Regions from separate parts of the Homo sapiens genome. Here region 1 is linked to region 2. Evidence: chromatin loops called from intact Hi-C (ENCODE). Cell type or tissue: PC-3. All regions are shown on one strand. Links, peaks and the distances in the headings refer to the core of each region. The heading gives the core; the rest is flanking DNA.

Region 1 (11,279 bases), core at 1,414-9,413, 81 kb before region 2:
ATATTAGTCAATTGCTGAAAGTGTAACACAATTTTCTACATGCCACTGACCCAAGGACTTCCAGAGAGAAATAAACTGGAAATGTATGTTTTTTTAAAAAGGAGAGTAAGGAAATAAACAGTTGTCACAGAAGTCTTTTCAATGACAGGGTTAGGAGGTCTTTGCAATGTTTGGCTCCATTCCAGTGCATACCCCATTTTACATTCTGCAGGGATTCAGGCAGCTGAAAGTTGTACCATCCGTTATGTGTGTGTCTGCTCATTCGGCAAGCACTTGATGACAGTAGGACAGTTTCTCAATCTCAGCACTACTGACATTTGGGGTCAGATTATTCTTCGTTGTGTAGGGTACTTAGCAGCATCCCTGGTCATCACCCAGTAAATGTCAGCAGTCACTCCCACCCTCCCAGCTGTGAGTTGTGACCATCAAAATTGTCCACACACATTGCCAAATGTTCCGTGGGGAACAAAGTCACCTCCAGTTGAGAAACTGCTGTTGGCTATCCCCAGTCTTAACCTGCAGACCCCAAAACACTGGGATCATAGCTAAACTGTGGGTGAACAGGACTCTACCATTTTAGGGCTCTACAGAAAGGTGTGAGCCCAGGTCCTAAACTTCTACTATAATCTAAAAAAGCATTTAAACACCCCAGGGGATGGGGTTATCATATCCTGCAGTAATTGCCCAATGATCATACCTTGCTTATGAGCACTTCTGAACTACCGGAATTCAGGCTCTTGGGTCTCTAAATTTCCCATGAACTCTCAAGTGACAAAGATACAGATATCCATGGTAGTAACATGAAAAATGAAATGTGTCACATTTTAGCAACTGACAGATAAATGTCCCAACCTACATTAAATATCTTTCACTAGAATATTATTCAATCTAGATGAGATTTTTTTTTGTTACAGAAATCTAATAAAGAGGCACAAATGGTTAAAAAAAAAAAAAGTAAAGGATTTGACAAAAGAAACGTGAAACTGAGCAGTGTAGCAGACAAATGAAAGCCTCTCCCTCACAGGAGAATAGATTTTGTTTTACTTACCCAAGCTTAACATCCAGGCATTTAAGAAAACCTGTCCCCAAATGGCCATTTCTTTTTTTATGACAAAAGGATCCTAAATATTTCTTGTTTGTGGGGAAGGAAAAAATAACTCTACTAATAAAAAACAGTTGTAGACATTTTGTAATTCTTTTTAGAAAAAAATAACTGAAGACGCATAGTCTAATTCACTGCAGCTGAAATTTCATTCACTAACTAACCACACTAATGAGCTGCTGCCCAGGGACTTCTAATTAGATTCACTGTATTTCTGTCACTGACATTAATTTCTTTACTTCAACTTCTAGAACAAGTTTAATATTTTCCGGATTTTTAAACAGGAAAAATTTAAAGATTTCAACAGTTTTTAACCAATTCTAATTTTCATAACTGCTACAGTTTTATGGCATAACATAGTATTGAATTGGAAAAACACAATGTTGGCATTCACATACATGTCAATACTCATTTTATCAAGATGCCTGGTAAGTCCATATTTGAAACTGTTGTTAATTATACTCTTTTGTTCTTTATATGTACTCTGGGCCAACAAGTCATATCCTCCAAATAAACTTACATTTAAAAAATTTGCAAAAGATTGGCTTCCAATTAGTCTTTACTTGCTAATTCCATGATTTAAAGCAAAATATTGTTTTGCTACTATTTTATTATAACTGCATTACACTGAACTTCCTGCATTATTCTCAGCATGAAAATGGAAGGCATACTTTTCAAAATAATCTTATGTGCATCTTCTATTACATGATTGAATAAATAAACACAATACAAGCATCACCCATTTTACAAATGCCAGACTTGCAAAGAACCATACATATAAATGGCCGCACCTGCTCTACCCACACCCAGGCCATGTGCTTTCCCTACCATGGAAGCCCATGGAAAAGCTCAGAACTTTTAGAAAGAATGTGGAATCCTAAATATCTGGGAGTTTTGCAGAGAGGTGACCCAGCAGAGAGCCTACAGAATGTCAGCTTCTTACTCAAAAGTATCTTCCACTATACATTGCCAGAAGTTTTGTATATCTCTTTATCACAGTCCAATATTCTTCAAATTACAAATCTCTTTTAATTAACAAGCTTCTTTAAAATGCAAATCTCTCCCAGAGAGGTAATTATTTTCTTTAATTAAGTCAGATGGCATTGCTCTTAATACCTAACTAATGTCGTCCGGAATGAAAGATTACCAAGTAGTAGAAGCAGCTGAACAGCCATAGTAGTCATGATAGTTGTGGTAGTAGTAGAAGCAAATATTTACTACATACCAGGTGCTGTGATAGGAACTCTATGTCAATTGCCTCCTTTAACCCTCTCAAACACTATGGAAAAGAAGTTCAGGGAGACAAAGTAGTGGCTCTCAAAGTGTGCTCTCTGGACCAGCAGCATCAGTATAACCTAGTAATACAAATGCAAGTTCTCAGGCCCCACCACAGATCTACTGGAATGGAAATTCTGAGCGCAGAGCTGAGAAACCTGTTTTAACAAGCTCTTCAGATGATTCTGATGCTTGCTAAAGTTGAGAACCACTGGGCTACAGATTTGCAGAAAAAGACCACATGCAGCATACATACATACACACGCTAAGTTAGGAAAAGTTCCCAACCTACTTATAAAAGAATAATGAATGTGAGCATTAGATTCTCCCACAGAGCAGATGTGGCAGAGGTGGATTGCACATGCTGGAGTCATTTGCAAGGCCCCAGAACCCCCAATAGCAGCTACTAATGCCTGTGTAAGTCATATCCAAAGAGTTAACTTTATGCTGCACCACAGTCCATTCTTTCAAAGAAACTCAATCTCTTCATTAAACATTCTCATTTAAGGGAAATGGGGGCTTATATTTGACTTTTCCTAGTTCTTGGAATAAACTGAAGACCACATTCTCAGACCCAAGAGGAAAAGCTAAGTTAGCTCTCAAGCTTCTCAAGTGGTTTCTCTGCATTCAGCTAGCTGGAGTCCCAAAAGCCTATTACCCGACAGGTAATGCTAACAGTATCCTTATTTCACAAGTTCATACACTGAAGCTCAGAGAAGTTAACTAAGTACCCAACAGCACAGGTAAGAAATCGCAAAGCCTAAACTAGAGAAACTCAAGACCAACTCCAAAATCCTATCAGCAACCCACTTATGATAAAGGAGAAAAGATAACTGGGTAATTTGTGAGCATTGTGTATTTCATAGGGAGAGCAGTTTGTTGTCATGGCAGCTGTTTTTTGGTGAGTTACCACCAAACAACCAAAAAACAAAGCTTTGGACACAGCCCATTCCTAGAGTAAGGTCTGCATATTTCATTGTTTGTCTATTTCATTCTACATTTATGTATTATTTATATTGGCATTTCTCATAATCCCGCACTATTTTTTTTTTCTATATTGACCTTCCAGAAAGACTCTCCACACAGCTCTGGGCTCCAGGTGACTGACCTCCCTGCTTTAGCTGGGCTCCCTGGCCCTCTAGTTTCTGATTGGGCTCAGCAAATGGAAAGCAGCTCCAGATCACAGAATGGGACAGGTCTGAGTGTTTATTCCCTCTATCCCTCTCTGCTATGTCAGTTTGGTAATAGCTGTGTTACCTACAGCCACAGCTCCTGGAAGACAACCCCTCTCCCAAGGGTATTGTGCTCATGGAAGCCTGGTAATAGCTTCCTTCCCTTTTACCTTCTAGCTGTTAACAGCTTTCCCTTGTCCCAGTCCCTGGGCACTTCACCATATCCTGGTGACCCCCTACATTCTGCCTACACCTTTGTAAACATTCTCATCATTGAACTGTCCTTAGAGTGGGTCATCTGCTTCCTGCTGAGATCTGGAGTGTTGCAGATCACAACTATGGACTTACAGGCACAATGCTTTTTCTATCAGATCACTATTAGCTTTATTTTTTTAATGAATCTTTCAATGTGCCAGTTTGCATCATATTGCCAGTTTCAAAAGTCATGTTACTCCATAAAGACTCTGTATTTCACAAAAAAAGCATGACTTTGTATAGTAAGTGCTCAAAATTGTATAGTAAGTGCTCAAAATGGCAAATGATATTATCACTATCATTGTTGTTATTGGTAAATTAGGAGAACTAAAAGCAATGGACATAATTTAGAGAAGGGCGGATTTGGAATTAACATAGATAAACTTTTTAACAACTATAGATTAATAAAATAGTCTTATAAATAAAATTTATAAAGCACTTTTTTGTTGGTGGTCTCATATTATTTTCACAACAATCATATGAGGTAAGTATGTCATTAGTCTCTTGTGGAGGTGTGGAAATGAAGACTTAGAGGGCGTGTAAGGGTTTACCCAAAAGCAGAGCTATTGAATGTTGGAGCTAGCAATGAAATCTTACTCTAGGGCCAGGTTCTGCCCTCACCACCCATCTGTAAGTCACAACAGGCAGCTAATAAAGGTGTGGGGAGAGAAATAGGTTGTCCAGTCCACCATGCTTGAATGGCACTCCCTTTTTTGCCTACCCTGACCTGCCCACATGAGTCACAGTTATCTGTGACTCTGGTTTGTTGTATCGTAAGATCTTGCTCTGACAAGAAAAGATAAAATAAAATGGAGGTAAGTTAGTGCTACATTACATAATCAAGCATGTGATGACTCGGGCTGGGAAGGAGTGAAGCACTGAAGGGGAAGTATATGTTGGAGTCATGATGATATAAATGCTTCTTAAATATTTGACCACTACTGAAAGCCACCTGGGAGAGAGTGAGTAATCCATAACAAACAACCGAGCACAGTGGATAGTGAGGGAGTGCATAAAACAACAGTAAGCTATGGCCTCTTTTCATCTTGAATCTTTCTAAACAACAGTGGAAAAGAGCTTCATGGGTAATGATGCAAAATTGATTGAGTGGGTTTTTCTTTATATTGGTTGATTCTCTGTGTCTACATTTCCAAACTGTAACAAGAGTCTCAGAAATTGTGGTACGTACTATGAAATTTGTGTTTGACAAATAATGATTGGAAAGGGTAATAGCCTTAGTAAACACATGGTATTAGGAGGAAAAAAACTTGGTGCTCAGCCTAACATTTGATTTTGTTAATATCAATAATGTATTAACAAGTGAATAACCTGGATTTTATCCAAACCACTCTACTATAAGTGCTTTGCTAAAACTCACCAATGGTATTTGCTTCTATAAATAACAGCCATAATTGGAATAGTTTTCTAGATACATCAGTTTATATCTTATGACAAATATTCTTTTAAAGATCTTTATCATTGCAAGCCTTTTAGAGGAACCTTTAAATTAGACGGTGAAAGTGGTGTCTGACCACCCCTGCTGTGGTACAAAAGAAAGCTCTATAGAGCTCAGAGTTCAGACCTGATCTGAGTCTCAAAGAACATATAGGTTTGGAGCTAATCAAATAAAGGGGAAGAAGACCCTCAAGATTAGGTGTGGTGAAATGCTGGTGATGGAAACTGAGGAAGACTGGAATCTATAAGAGGCTGCTGAACCTCTTAATCTACCTATAACTGCCATACTCCATCCAATCATGAGAAGGCTGGATAAAGATTTAAATTGAGGCAATGTGGAGTACCAGAAAGAGCACAGCATCCAAAGTAAAAAACACCTAGTTTCAAGTTCTGGCACCTCCAACTAGTAGTTAAATGCCGTTGCGAGTTTCTTAATCTTTGTAGGTCTGTTTCCTCATCTGCAAATAGCAGTAAAAATATCTTCCTCATGAGACTCTTGATGATTAAATGAGGGAATGCGTGTGAAGAGCCCAATATAGTGTGGGACAAGAAGTATGTCTTTAGCATATTGTGGGTGTGGTTATTGCTGTTATGTTCTAAGTACGGATTGTCCCCAGATTTGGCCAGTGACAAAATGCAAGTTTCCTGGGAGACTTGTTTCTTCTGTGGATTGTCCATCTGATGCACTGTTTTCTGCACTATTGAACATTATATGGATTTGGAAAGTCAAATGAATACAGTCTTTGCCTTTGTAGGTCTTCTAGTTGAAATGACACCAACACACATATTTGCTGATAGATGCTCACAAACATAGCCAACAACTCCAGTTAGATGGAGATGAAAGCCACCTGGGAGAGTCTCCACCTAGTAGTTAAATGCCCTGGAGTAAGTTTCCTAGCCTTATAGGTCTGTTTTCTCATCTGCAAAGTGGCAGTACAAACGTTTTCCTCGTGAGACTCCTGAGGATTAAGATGAGGGAATATGTGTGGCAACCAATAAATGCCAGATTCTTAGAATTCTTCCTGTCCATGTCCCAGTTGATGTTTTCTACAATATTGAACTTTATATTGAGTTAAAAGGATGTGATCAATTCGAGTCAGTCATCCTTGGGCTCAAATCGTAGCTCAAAACTTTATATGTATGTCTTTGGGAAAATCAGATGACTGCTCTGAGTTTGTTTCTTCTGGAAAATGGGAATAGAAAGTACATTTGTAGTGCTGTAATAAAAATTTGGAAAATTGTATATAGGGTGAATAGCATATACTAAGGACTTAATAAATAATAGTGATTACCATTGTTATTTGCCCTGCAGAGCTCTTGGCTACAATAATCAATAATCATTCTTTTCTCTTGTTCATCTCAACTTCAAGATACTCCCTGAGTGATTTTCTCAGTATTAAAAGAAACTTTCCCAATGAATAGAATGCCCCTTTTCACCCCCCTGGAATAAAAACTAAGATTCACATAATGTTTTAACCTTCACAAAGCGTACTCGAATATATTACTGCATGTAACCCTCACAACAACCCTGTGAGGCAGAAGTAGTGCCATTTTACAGGTGTGGGTGTCCATTTGGAACAAGGCTAAGTAGATTGTCCGTGATAACTCAGTCAGAAAGTGGCAGGAAGCTGAAACACCAGCCCAGTGCTTCTGTCAACAAAGCTCACATCCTTTCAGCTCTCCAGAGTCTCTCTCCTCTGTATTTTGCTGCCTTCACCAATCAGAGGAAGTGAAAATATTCTTTGGCATATGCGCGATCACTAGAAATGAATTCACCATGGGAAGAAGAAAAGGTTAGAATTTCTCACCTTGTAAGTCCATTGACCAGTGAGGAGCCCGGCTTTCTCTCTAGATAGATAGATAGATAGATAGATAGATAGATAGATAGATAGATAGATGGATGGATGGATGGATGGATGGATGGATGGATGGATAGATAGATAGATAGATAGATAGATAGATAGATAGATAGATAGATAGACACGTGTGTGTATATATATAGATATGTGTGTACATATGTATACATGTGTATACATTACACACATGTATACATATGTGCGTATATATGTGTATATAATGTATATATGTGCAATAGTGCATGTCGTGCATATATGTGTATATATGTATATAAAAATGTGTATTTTTATATATATATACACACATACACAGCATTTTGTTTATTCATTCATGTATAATTGACACTTGGGTTGTTCCCACCTTTGGCTATTATGAATAATACTGCAACATACGTTGGAATGCAGGTATATGTTTGAGCCCCTGTTTTCAATTCTTTGGAGTGAAAATATATACATGGGGTGGAATTTTATGTTCAAATATTGAGAAACTTCCAAACTGTTTTCTAAAACAGCTATACCCTTTTATATTCTCCCCACATTACAAAAGGTTTCCAGTTTCTTTACATCCTCATCAACACTTATTTTTCATTTTTAAAATTAAAACCCATCTAGAAGGTGTGACGTAGTATCTCACTGTGATTTTGCTTTCTCTTTTTCTAAAGACTAATAAATGATCATTTATTGTATTTATTGCCCATATGTACATGTTCTTTGGAGAAATCTCTATTCAATCCTTTGACCATTTTTAATTGAATTTTTGTCTCATTGTTGAATTGTAGTTCTTTACATATTTTGTAGATATTAAATCCTTATTGGATATATAACTTACAAATATTTTTCTTCCATCCTGTGAGTTTTGTATTCATTCTCTTGATACTGTCCTTTGATGTAGACAAATGTTTTTAATTTTGATGAAGTGTGATCTGCTCATTTTATTTCATTGCATATGCTTTTGGTGTGATATTTATGAACTGAGTGCCAAATACAAGGTCATGAAAATTTTTCACTGTTTTTTTTCTAAGAGTTTTACTGCTTTAGCTCTTATAGCTAGGTTAATTTTTATATATGGCATGAGACTGGGGAGAATACCAGCTTTCGACCACCATTTCTACATCAAATAAGAATACTCAAGTAAAGACAACAGTTTCCTAAAATGTAGGCATTTATGGGTTTCTTAGTATCTACTCTTAAGTCATCCATCTAGCTGGAGTTGTTGGCTACATTTGTGAGCATCTATCAGCAAATATATGTGTTGGTGTCACTTGAACTAGAAGACCTACAAAGGCAAAGACTGTATCCACTTGATGTAACAAATCCATACAATGTTCAATAGTGAGGAAAGCAGTGCATCAGATGGACAATCCACAGAAGAAACAAGTCTCCCAGGAAACTTGCATTTTGTCACTGACCAAATCTGGGGACAATCCGTACTTAGAACATAACAGCAATAACCACACCCACAATATACTAAGGACATACTTCTTGTCCCACACTATATTGGGCTCTTCACACACATTCCCTCATTTAATCATCAAGAGTCTCATGAGGAAGATGTTTTTACTGCTATTTGCAGATGTGGAAAAAACCTGCAAAGGTTAAGAAACTTGCAAGGGCATTTAACTACTAAGCAGAGGTGCCAGAACTTGAAGCCAGGTGTTTCTAATTCTGGACGCTGTGCTCTTTTTACTATCCCACATTGCCTCCATTTAACCCTTTACCTGTCTTTTTATGTTTGCATAGATGAGTGAAAGTTATAGGTGTATTAAGAGGTCCAGCAGATTCGTCCAGAATTCAGACTGCCCTAGCCCCATCAGTATTTCTCCTTCTGCAATTACCAGCATTTCTAACCTGGAAAGGTTTCTCCCTCTCCATTCCACCTATCCAACTCCTACATATCCTTCAAGAACTAGTACAGATCTTGCCTCCCCAGAATGCCTACTTTACTCACTTTCAGCCAAATTAATATCCTTTATCCTTGACCTACTAAACCACTCTTAGCTGGATTCATGTATTTTAACACTTAACCACATCCTGTGATATAGTCCTTTTATTTATTTATTTATTTATTTATTTATTTTCAAATACTTTGCAGATATTATTGCTAATTCTAACAATGACCCTTTGGCACCTCTCCCACTTTGTAGACAAAAAACCAATTCAAAATAGTTCTGTGACTTTCTGAAAGCCACAAAATGAATAACAAAGCTGGGATTTGAACCCAACTCAATATGGTCTCCTTCCACTACATCACACTGTCTTTCTAGGGCCAATGTATAGATGGCCTTGAATGCCAAACAGCTTTCTATCTCTGGAAACATAACTTTTGTGAGACTCTCATATTATTTTTTAAAGAGTTAGGTAAGCTAGCTCAGCTGTTTTAAAATTAGGCTGGCATAAATCTTACCTGTGGACTTCATTAAAAACAAAGATTTCCAAATGCAGTATGCCTACAACCTTTTTCACCTATTACATGATGAAGTAACATGGTATAGTTGGATTCTGGCCTTGATTGGCCACTAACTAGCATTGTGACTTTGAGTAAGTCACTTGACCTCTCTGAGCCTCATTTTTCTCATCTTCAAATAGATATTCTCCAAAGTTATCTCTAGTTTTAAAAATATTGTTTCCATGGCTATAAGTCTTGACTCCTTGAGAAGAATGCAAGTTTTTCAAAAGCTTATATTTTGTTTTTCTCTGTAACATCAGACCAAGAGAAAGCACTGAATAAATACTTGTCAGTAGTTTGACTGATGGACTAAGATATGGGTTGAAAATGATAAGCAAAAAAAAATAACATGAAGAATGGGATGTGAAAGAGACCTAATGTAACTATTAAAGTTCTAGGTGAGTAATCAGCAACATAGACTAAAAGTGGGTTCATCTGCAATAAAAAATAAACTGGAAATAATTCGTTCATTTTAAATAAAGCCCTAAAAATCAACCATTTTCAATGGATAAGGCAAAAATGTGCCACTGCCATAGACTTTACAGCAAACAGATAAGCATATATTTGGGTCATAACTCATACAGATGAGAACCCACCTTTGTTGTTTGTAAAGGAAGAAAACAAAATTGTTCAAAATATGCCAGTGGTTTGCCACATTTTAACAAATACTGAAGCAATACACTGACATATAAAGTGTCCTTTTCTAGCTAGCTTCTATGTCAATGTGTTCAGAGTAAAAGGCAATTAAAATTGTGTGAAAAAGAGTGACAATGTATAGGGGATCATCAAAATAATAAGAACCATATATGACAAATCCACAGCCAACATCATCCTGAATGGGCAAAAGCTGGAAGCATTCCCCTTGAAAACCAGTACAAGACAAGGATGCGCTCTCTCTCCATTCCTATTCCACATAGTATTGGAAGTTCTGGCCAGAGCAATCAGGCAAGAGAAAGAAACAAAGGGCGTCCAAATAGGAAGAGAGGAAGTCAAACAATCCCTGTTTCAAGATGACATGATCCTATATTTAAAAAAAAAAAAAATCCCATAGTGTTAGTCCAAAAGCTCCATAAGCTGATAAAAAGAATTCAGCTACTTGGAACCAACCCAAATGTCCATCAATGATAGACTGGATTAAGAAAATGTGGCACATACACACCATGGAATACTATGCAGCCATAAAAAAGGATGAGTTCATGTCCTTTGTAGGGACATGGATGAAGCTGGAAACCATCATTCTCAGCAAACTATCGCAAAGACAAAAAACCAAACACCGCATGTTCTCACTCATAGGTGGGAATTGAACAATGAGAACACATGGACACAGGAAGGTGAACATCACACACTGGGGCCTGTCATGGGGTGGGTGGAGGGGGGAGGGATAGCGTTAGGAGATACATCTAATGTAAATGACGAGTTAATGAGTGCAGCACACCAACATGGCACATGTATACATATGTAACAAACCTGCACGTTGTGCACATGTAACCTAAAACTTAAAGTATAATAATAAAAAAAAAGAAATGCATGATGGGGCTCAACTGTACAGATGCCAGTGTGAGGTGTCCTAAAGACTCACTCCCTAGTAAATCTGGTGAAAATTATTATTGTAAAAAAAAAATCAACAAAGTCTCAGGGTAAAAAATCAATGTGCAAAAATCACTAGCATTTTTACACACCAATCACAGGCAAGCCAAGAGCAAAATTAGGAATGCAAT
Region 2 (11,279 bases), core at 2,294-10,293:
ATTATTTAGGTCTGGTAGAGAGACACAGTATTTTACCATCATACCAACCAATTATTTGTACTATTGACAGCAAAAAAAAAAAAAAAAAAACAACTCAAAGCTCAAAATTTCCTCATGAAAAGACAATGAAAATGAATTTTTAAAAAACATACAAAGAAGCAATTTACAAAATCATATTTATAGCTCCAAAGTTAAGAATAAATGAAGAAAACATAAGCCAAGCAATATGTGTGTCTGCCATTCCACTCAGCAGAAAATGCGCTGCCCTGCATCAATTCCCCATGGTGGAAGACTGTACTTTTTTATTGATCAGGATGAACAGAATAGTTCTCTGATCGTATTAGCTACTAATATTAACAAAGATGTTAGACTCAAAGAGCAGACTTACAATTAGATGCAGAAAAGGAGCTGGACATGCTCTTTTGTTCTGCAAACCAAATAGCTTTAAATTTCTGTTGTGCCAATGACTGTTCCATCAAAGTATATTTTGGCTAAAAAAAATGCCTGCCCAAACCACACATTACTCATTGCTCATGCAATCTGACACTCAAACACAGCTTTTTTTTTAAATCCTACAATTGAAAGACTACAGAAATTGTACATCCCTTCTACCATGAAATATGTCATTCAAGTAACATGAAATAGTACAATAATACTCTCAAACTGTGAATAACTCCTCCCTAATACAATAAGTGCTTGAATGCTGATGGAGATTTAATTTGCACAGTAGAAAACATAAACCCATCCAGACACCCAAATAATTACATCATTACCTAGTCAGGTGTGGGGAGAAGTAGGTAGAAAAACAACCAATACACTTCATGACCTGTTAGCTTCTTTAAAAAAAAAAATCATAACAACAAACTTGTACATGTGCCTACAAATATTCATGCAGACTTTCTGAAACGAAAGCTTATAGCATTATGGCATTCACACAATAATTCAATCTAATTGTGTAGGCAGGCTGTAAAACGGCTGTTTCTCAGATGGTTTCCTGACAAAAAAATAATGTTAAACCTTCTTCTCTGACATCTAATGTTTCAGGTTTTTAAAAATACTATATAAAGACTGAGATTTATTTCCTAAGATGTTTCATTAATGGTTGTGGCAGGCAGCTGGCCTGAGGTTTGACACACAATAAAATCCATGTCAAGAATATTAAAGATAGTGCAAAAGATAACTATGAATTTACATTCAAACAGGCTTTTGACAAAGCCATTGCAACAGGCTCCTAATCAGGTCTTGAGACCTAGCCTGCCCTCTCTTTAAACCCGTGATCCTGAAAAGGAGCTTTAAATTGGAAATTATTACACATTAAAACCTCAACATGGGCCAGATCGAAGTGGATCGATATCTTGCCGAGCACAATAAATCAGCCTTCTGCTCTGCGGTTACTGTTTGCTGAACATATTTAAATTTTCTTGTAACAAATTAATTCCAACATTTTCTCTTGATTGAATTAGAGCAAGTGTTGGAGCTGTCACAAGTATTTCGCTGCTTCAGGGAGACAAATTGCTCGTCTGGACATGGGTAACAAGCCAAAGTGTTGAGTCCCTGATAATCTTTCCACTAATTCTCCATTACAGCAAAATGAAGCCATAAATCACCATGACAGCTGATCGATGTAAACATTGTTTCCGCCATGATTGCCGGAGCTCCCTGTGGAGTTACTGTCCGCTTACAATTCGCTGAAATTACTCCCCGTGCAGCCTCCCTGGAAACTACGGGAGCCTTGGAACCAAAGTCACTCCTGCCTGAAAAGTAACCATCTCATTTCAGACCTCAACCCACTTTCAAAATAGCAAATATTAATCAAAATGCCCTATTTAGCTACAGGCTAGGTAATCTTTTAAAGCTAAGAAGTATTCCTTAGGCAATCACTCTTTCTGCAAAAAAATGAAATTTTAAACTGCTATTTTATAAAATATATTTGTGGAAATGTAACAATGTCAGCCTCAAGTACTGTCATTTTCTCTTAACTAACTAGTGGCAAGTTGGATGAAATTACTTGACCCTTTATCGAGTTCTACTAATGTGTTCTAAAAAAGAAATTAAACCACCTTGTGGCTTGCCCTATGGCAGACTTCCATGCACATTTAATTCCAGAAAAGATGCATTAAGTAGTTCTGGTAGAACTAATTCACAGACTGAGCCTCCCGTGTTGGTAATCTGTCTGCATAATGCTCTACTACTATTCAAGGTTCTTACAAAACATTGCAGTTAGTTACAGGACAAAGCAAGAGTGGTGGTTACATTCACCTTTGAATCGGGGCAGTAATTTTTCATTCCGGTAGTATTCCAAGTTTTCATTCTTGTATAATAGGATTAGGAATTGCCAGTAAAAATGCATAGCCCTATCAATATTCTGAAAATAATTGAATAATTTTAATGATACATTTTTAATGCAACAGGTTACTTACATGATGGATGGATTTAAGTAATAACTGAGTTCTAAAAAGATATGCCAAATTTTTAAAATTCAGGTATTTCCAAGCTAAAAATAAGACAAAGCAAGAAACGTGTTGATACAACAGGATACACACACACACACATTATGTATATACATATATACACATACATTATATATACACACATACATTTTATATAGATATACACATATATATATACACAATTTTTTTAAAGAGATGGAATTTTGCTATGTTGCCCAAGCAATACTCTCACCTCTCCCTCCTGAGTAGCTGACTAGCACCAACACACCCATTTTATAGCTTATATTTTTATGTGAAAAGACACAATCTCAAATAATTGCATGCACAGGTAGATTCATACTGTCTATCTACTACCAAAACGTTTTTTCTTTTATAATTTAATAACAGTCAATTTGAAGCACACATTTATCATTAATAAATATTCAGAATATATGTTAATATAATGTTGATTACCTTATTTTCTTCTAGAAGAGAATATAAATGGTAAAACTTTAAGATCTTGGTCTATTATAATTTGTCCTCACTATAAAAAGCATACTGCTTTGTGATATTTTCTTTTAAGTATGAAAAGCTTAATAGTGAAACACAATTATAATGTAAAGATAATTAAAATGAAAATAAAGTAAACTAAAATGTAACCTATAAAAAGTCAATAAGGGCCAGGCGCGGTGGCTCATGTGTGTAATCTCAGCACTTTGGGAGGCCAAGGCGGGTGGATCACCTGAGGTCAGGAGTTCAAGACCAGCCTGGCCAAAATGGCAAAACCCCATCTCTACTAAAAATACAAATATTAGCTGGGCATGGTAGTCCATGTCTGTGGTCCCAGCTACTCAGGAGGCTGAGGCAGGAGACTCGCTTGAACCCGGGAGCCAGAGGTTTCAGTGAGCCGAGATCGTACCACTGCACTCCGGCCTGGGTGACAGAGCGAGACTCTGTCTCAAAATATAAATAAATAAATAAATAAACGTTTTTCTCCAACTTGCCAAACCCTAAAGTTTTGGAGAAATAAAATAATTATGTACAATTTCCTTGCATATCATGCCTAGCACTCTTGTCTATTAAAATTAAATAACCTTAGATCTCTGAGTATTTTTTTTCATCTACATAAAAGTGTATGCACTTACACAAACAAAATTCATTAGAAGACTCATAATTTAGTATTTGGCCCACACGTTACCAAAGATGTAGAAGCGTGATTCCATAGGGCATATAAATATCACACTGTCTCCAGAATTATAGTTTATATAATGCTAAGGGTTCTCAAAATTCCTTCAAAGAAGAGCTTTTCTCTCATAAACTGAACCTCACTGGGAAATGGAGAGGCACTTTCCTAATCCTTTTTGTTAGTTCCATGGTTTTAGGAAAAACCTAGATTCACAACACATGTCCCTGAGTTCATCACTTTACTGGATGTGTAAAGTAAGATGGGTAAGATTCATTCATCAGTGTCTACCTCAAATCATTGTCCAACCAATCACAAGTTTAGATCAATGAGTAGTAATTAGAGAGAAGTGGAAGATGATGTTATAGTGACCACAGAAAGGCAAAGAAGTCAGAAACCAGTATGTAATGACAGGCCAGATTTTTTTAATCATTATTTGAATTACTCTATAAATTACTAACTCTGTTGAGTATTCACTCAAATCACTAACTCCATTGAGTGAGACATAGGTATAAATTGTCATTATTTTTTAAAAACAACAAACGTAGATTTTATTTTTTTTGTTTAGTTATACAATAAATGTTAAATTTGAACACCATATTTAGGAGAAAATCAATTCCACTAAATTAATTTTTCATCTTCAATGCAATCTATTTTTGGATTGAAAAGAGGGATAAATCTTTGTGTGTATTTCCAAGTAAATGTGCTTTAAATGTTTTGATGCTGAATTCACTGTATTTACTCTGATATTCAACTCACAGTTCTGATTAATGGGATTTAAACAGGCAAGAAAACCCCCAAAACATCGCTGATTATTTTAACAACTAGTTAATGGCTTAAAATAACTGATGTGTGGCTGAAGTTTATGTAATTTATAATCAAAACAAAATTTCACTTCAAAATGTCTTAGAGTTGTTCAATTGTATGTTAAAATTGAAACAACTATAAAAACTTCAATAAATATATTTTCTTCCAAGAAATGACACACTGTGACTTTTTTGTTATTGTTGAGTTTGATGTTTTTGCCTCTAAGGAGGTCAGCAATATGGAAACATAAAGGCCAATTTAATTTGTGCATCTGCGGCTGCCAAGTATTTTAATTCAGACAGCTGTGACTGAAGAGTTAATATTTTACTTGTCAAAATCCAAAAGAAGGCCAGTGAATCACTCTAATTCTCATTAAGAGGCTTTCCCCCAGTAGCACCCTAATTCAAAATAATGAAAGTAGAGACTGAGTGCGATTCTAATACCAGTTGAGACCTATCTTTTAATATTTCTCCAGTGATGGATTAGGGATCGGGGAAATTCATCTCACATCATAGAGCCTAATTTAATAAGGGATCATTCCAAGAGTATTGCATTTTATAATAATGTCATTTAATGTGTCGTCTTCCATTTTTACTGTCCCATATGTATGCTTACACGATGGTGCCATAGGAATAAACTTTTAAAGAACCAGAATCATTTTTAGTTTTCATTTTCCTTAAGTAGGGGCCCATCAATGAAAGCATCCATTAGTACGTTTATTATCACAAAATAAGGAAGTGAGGGAAATATCCGATTTGGAGGAAAAGTTAATAGAACTGTAAGTAAATATTCAACTTTTTACAGATTCTTGAGCATTGGAGAACGTGAAAATGTTTAAGAGAAGGTTTAAATAAATCAAATTTTATTATCTGATATATTACAATAATACAAAAACCTGGTGACCTAGTACCTTAAAACGCACAATAAAATAGCATTCTAAAAATCTAATCTTGCTTTCTCCTATTGCTCCTCATTTTCAACTGATTTACAATGCGAGTGAAGATTTAATAACTGCTTAGTAAAGACTAATTATTCATGGTGACTAACTTTAGGGAAATAATATGAAGGGCTATTTTTCCATAAATTGCATTCACTTACTCAATGAGGAAAACAAATTGTCAGGAACAACATTATATGAAGTACTTAACTTTATTATTTTATATTAACATCTAACTGTATTTAATCAACTTTGCTATTTTTATCTTGGCATTACAGTGAATGTGAAACACTTGGCAATTACTAGGGCACTAGTTACGCAAGTTCAGGTCAGAGCATCACAACCATATAAATGTCAATACATTATTATTGGCTATAACTCCTACACCAGCAGCAGGAGTGCTGCTTAATCACAATTATGTTCTATAAAGCCTTTAGGACAGCTGGTGTTGTAGCGTAATAAGAGAGTTTCCCTTCAAATATATTCTCTAGATTGGGTCTTTACCTTTAGATAATATCTTTAATAATGTCCTTTTTCATTCTGATGGCATTAGTTTAAACACATAAACTCTATGACTGCAAATTATACTATAGAAACATTACTTTGTGGTAATTGTTAATCTGAATGTAGCCATTTTTCAAAAATAGAAATAATCTGAGTGGAAATGTAATACACTTTAAAATTCTTTTTAATGTTTTTGCCTCTGTGAATATTTTCCTATATGTTTTGTAGTTCAGTTATTCTCAATGTATTACAAATGTTTCAACTCTTTACTTGGATTTTAAAATAAATCTTGTTTTCTCATAGCCTTTGACTTTTTATTCCTGCCTTGCCTAAATATACATTCTTGCTATTTTTTCCCACCTATCTTCAGGACTTTCATCCCTGTTTTTCTTTTTTTACTGTATTACATTGTCTATTGTACCCTAAAATAATCCCCTAGGACCTGTTTCTTTTTCCTTTACCACATTTTTTCTTTAACTGTCTTTATTTCTGCCCATTCAGTTTATGTTCTGTTATCCATTTCAGGTTATCTTTTCATCTTTTACTATTTCTTTTAAAAAATCATGAGTTCTCCTGTTGATAAGAATAATATAACATATATACAGATTGATTCCTAGAATCTCTTTAAGGAAGTAATTTACAGGAAAAATACCATGATATTCAAAACCATGTCAATAAATTAAAAAAAGGAAAAAAAGCACTGAATGTTATCAAGAATAATTAGAAGTGATTATTTGAGTCATACACGGAATGGTAGGAGTAAGGGTAAAAACATAGAAATAAAACCTAAAACAAACGTATAAAACTAAGTACATATTATTAAAAATCACTAAAAGTGATTTGGGGGCAATAATCAAAGACAATTCTGCCACTTGCTTTTTGAAAATCTGATCATCCCATTTTATTTTAAAAACCAAATGTGACATAAAAATTATAATTAAAATATTCTTGTTTTACCTGTTTTATTGTGAAATTATGGTTACATAAGCATTTCATGAAACCCGCTGGTTATTATGTGAAAATATTAATAATACAACATTCCCAGTATTTACTATGGACAGATTAACATACTAAATCCACTTGGAAACTAGAAAACCTTTCTATGTGAACACAAAAAGATCTTTCCATATACCATGATTAGGACTTTAGAAAATTAATGGTTTTTTTCTTTACACCCAAAACACATGTGTTAAATAAATAAAGAAGATAATTAAAAAGACAGTTTACATCTGAATCTGCTTCAAAAGTGAGGAGGGGGGCCAGGATTTTCACATGAAATTGAACAAATTGATATTTATATACAAACGTTCACAACAAAATTCATATAGGATTAATCAAGGTGGCATGAGAAGGTAGCAACTTGTCACAATAGGAAAGACAGGACCAAAAGTGTAAAATACAGATATTTTAAACAAAGACATTCAGCACAGAACCAGACTGAATTCAAAGAACTGTGCTCTTCATTCCAACTGAAAGAACCATATATATTCTATTCAATGCTTTTGTAAAAATCCACTATATGTCATCATAGCCATTTTTGGCAGCTGTCTTATTAGCTCAATTAAATTGAAAAAAAAAGTTTTATTTTCTTTTTTTCACTTAATTTACCAGGTTTTTCTTTTGATTCAATAAAACATACTATAAATGCCAAATTTTTCTTTTCAGCACCTTTGAAGCCAAGATCTGAAAAGTTTTTCTTACGAGAAAGTAAGGTCAAGTGGCAATGACACTGAAATCTACAAAAGAAAGGTCTAGTGAACAGAGCAACTGATGGTTATTGTTCTCAGAGACTAACGTCACCAAGCAAAAAATTATTCTAGAGAATTAATAGAATGCATTTAATGCAAAATTGCCTCCAGAAAGTTAATTGAGTTTTTAAAATATGATGGTAAATTACAAATTAGCATCTCCATTAAACCAAACTACTGATAAGCAATAGTCTCTCATGACTATTAAGTTTCCCCCATACTCTATTCCATGGTGAAATAACTTTCCAATGCTAAGCCTACTTGGAAACTGTTAAATTTCAGAAGACTGTGAAATAAGTTACTGATTTACAGGATTTTAGTTTGGCTCAGCTAAAGGAGAGAATTAAACTATTTTAGCATTACAGGATTTTACTAAGTATTTGTATAGTATATTCACATTTGTTAACTCCTTCGAGCCTCACAATAACCCAGTAAGGTAGATACTATTATACCTACTCATAAACGCAGTTTTATAAATTCGCCAAAGATCACACATTTAGTAAGTGGCAGTGTGAGTACTTCATAAGTCATCTTTTGACACTACTTGGTGCACTATTCTACTTCACATGATACAAAACTGAACTAAAAATTGGAGATATATAGTTTGTTCCCCCAAAAGAAATGTTTGTCTATTACAGTGTTACCTTCAAGAATGGACCCACCAAAGAAGCTAAGAACCTTGGTTAAAGGTTAGAGGAATTGCTAACTAGAATAACCAGTTTAGAGAAGAACATAAATGACCTGATGGAGCTGAAAAACACAGCACGAGAACTTCGTGAAACATACACAAGTATCAACAGGTGAATCTATCAAGTGGAAGAAAGGATATCAGAGATTGAAGAGCAACTTAATGAAATAAAGTGTGAAGACAAGATTAGAGAAAAAAGAATGAAAAGGAACAAACAAAGCCTCCAAGAAATATGGGACTATGTGAAAAGACCAAACCTACATTTGATTGGTGTACCTGAAAGTGATGGGGAAAATGGAACCAAGTTGGAAAACACTCTTCAGGATATTATCTAGGAGAACTTCTCCAACCTAGCAAGGACAGGCCAACATTCAAATTCAGGAAATAAAGAGAACACCACAAAGATACTCCTCGAGAAGAACAACCCCAAGACACATAATCGCCAGATACACCAAGGTTGAAATGAAGGAAAAAATGTTAAGGGCAGCCACTGCAAAACAAACCAAAATGTAAAGACCATCAACACTATGAAGAAACTGCATCAACTAAGGGGCAAAATAACCAGCTAGCATCATAATGACAGGATCAAATTCACACATAACAATATTAACCTTAAATGTAAATAGGCTAAATGCCCCAATTAAAGGGCACAGACTGGCAAATTGGATAAACAGTCAAAATCCATTGGTGTGCTATATTCAGGAGACCTCTCTCATGTGCAAAGAAACACATAGGCTCAAAATAAAGGGATGGAGGAAGATTTGCCAAGCAAACGGAAAGGAAAAAAAAGCAGGGGTTGCAATCCTAGTCTCTGATAAAACAGACTTTAAACCAACAAAGATCAAAAAAGACAAAGAAGGGCATTACATAATGGTAAAGGGATCAATGCAACAAGAAGAGCTAACTATCCTAAATATATATGCACCTAATACAGGAGCACCCAGATTCATAAAGCAAGCCCTGAGTGACCGACAAAGAGACTTAGACTCCCACACAATAATAGTGGGAGACTTTAACACCCCACTGTCAATATTAGATAGATCAACGAGACAAAATTAACAAGGATATTCAGGACTTGAACTCAGCTCTGGATCAAGTGGACCTAATAGACATCTACGAACTCTCTACCCAAAATCAGAAGAATATGCATTCTTCTCAGCACCACATAGCACTTATTATAAAATCAACCACATAATTGGAAGTAAAACACTCCTCAGCAAATGCAAAAGAAAGGAAATCATAACAGTCTCTCAGACAACAGGTAATCAAATTAGAACTCAGGATTAAGAAACTCACTCAAAACCACACAACTACATGGAAACTAAATAACCTGCTCCTGAATGACTACTGAGTAAATAATGAAATTAAGGCAGAAATAACGAAGTTCTTTAAAACCAATGAGAACAAAGACACAATGTACCAGAATCTCTGGGACACAGCTAAAGCAGTGCTTACAGGGAAATTTATAGCACTAAATGCCCACAGGAGAAAGCGGGAAAGATCTAAAATTGACACGCTAACATCACAATTAAAAGAACTAGAGAAGCAAAAGCAAACAAATTCAAAAGCTAGCAGTAGGCAAGAAACAACTAAGATCAGAGCAGAACTGAAGGAGACAGACACATGAAAAACCCTTCAAAAAAATCAATGAATCCAGCAGCTGGTTTTTTGAAAACACTGACAAAATAGATAGGCAACTAGCCAGACTAATAAAGAAGAAAAGAGAGAAGAATCAAACAGACACAATAAAAATAATAAAGGGGAGATCACCACTGATCCCACGGAAATACAAACTACCATCAGAGAATACTATAAACACCTCTACACAAATAAACTAGAAAATCTAGAAGAAATGGATAAATTCCTGGACACATACACCCTCCCAAGATTAAACCAGGAAGAAGTCAAATCCCTGAATAGACCAATAACAAGTTCTGAAATTGAGGCAGTAATTAACAGCCTACCAACCAATAAAAGCCCAGGACCAGATGGATTCACAGCCGAATTCTACCAGAGGTACAAAGAGGAGCTGGTACCATTCCTTCTGAAACTATTCCAAACAATAGAAAAAGAGAGACTCCTCCCTAACTCATTTTATGAGGTCAGCATCACCCTGATACCAAAACCTGTCAGAGACACAACAAGAAAAGAAAATTTCAGGCCAATATCCCTGATGAACATAAATGCGAAAATCCTGAATAAAATACTGGCAAACTGAATCCAGCAGCACATTAAAAAGCTTATCCACCAGCCTGGCCAATATGGTGAAACCCCATGTCTACTTAAAATACAAAAAATTAGCCGGGCGTGGTGGTACACACCTGTAATCCCAGCTACTCGGGAGGCTGAGGCAGGAGAATCACTTGAACCTGGGAGAGGGAGGTTGCAGTGAGCCGAGATCGTGCCATTGCACTCCACCCTGGGGGACAAGAGCGAGACTTTTTCTCAAAAAAATAAAAATAAAAATAAATAAAAATAAAAAAGCTTATCCACCATAATCAAGTCCCCTTCATCCCTAGGATGCAAGGCTGGTTCAACATATGCAAATCAATAAACATAATCCATCACACAAAGAGAACCAATGACAAAAACCATATGATTATCTCAATAGATGCAGAAAAGCCCTTCAATAAAATTTACACCCTTCTTGCTAAAAACACTCAATAAACTAGGTATTGATGGAACATATCTCAAAATAATAAGAGCTATTAATGACAAACCCATAGCCAATATCATACTGAATGGGCAAAAGTTGGAAGCATTCCCTTTGAAAACTGGCACAAGACAAGGATGCCCTCTCTCACCAGTCCTATTCAACACAGTATTGGAAGTTCTGGCCAGGGCAATCAGGCAAGAGAAAGAAATAAAGGGTGTTCAAACAGGAAGAGAGGAAGTCAAATTATCTCTGTTTGAACATGACATGATTGTATATTTAGAAAACCCCATTGTCTCAGCCCAAAATCCCCTTAAGCTGACAAGCAAC

The links. Peaks named below come from ENCODE experiments on the same cell type or tissue, not always from the same donor. Only the 100,000 strongest peaks of a DNase experiment are listed, where the experiment ranks them.
Region 1: a loop joins it to region 2, with 6 times the contacts of the local background. A loop is called at or near these places in 1 of 110 quality-filtered maps.

The regions. Positions count from the first base shown.
Region 1 is chr3:157,977,349-157,988,627 of GRCh38, forward strand. No RefSeq gene overlaps it. Among named protein-coding and RNA genes, the nearest start is that of SHOX2, 120 kb to the right of the region's middle. In PC-3, for the core only: no CTCF peak of the experiment used is centred there; DNase peaks (open chromatin) are centred at 4,703 and 5,763; H3K4me3 peaks cover 1,081 bases; H3K27ac peaks cover 3,356 bases.
Region 2 is chr3:158,057,358-158,068,636 of GRCh38, forward strand. No RefSeq gene overlaps it. Among named protein-coding and RNA genes, the nearest start is that of SHOX2, 43 kb to the right of the region's middle. RefSeq lists enhancers at 596-2,854, 4,276-6,074. In PC-3, for the core only: no CTCF peak of the experiment used is centred there; no DNase peak of the experiment used is centred there.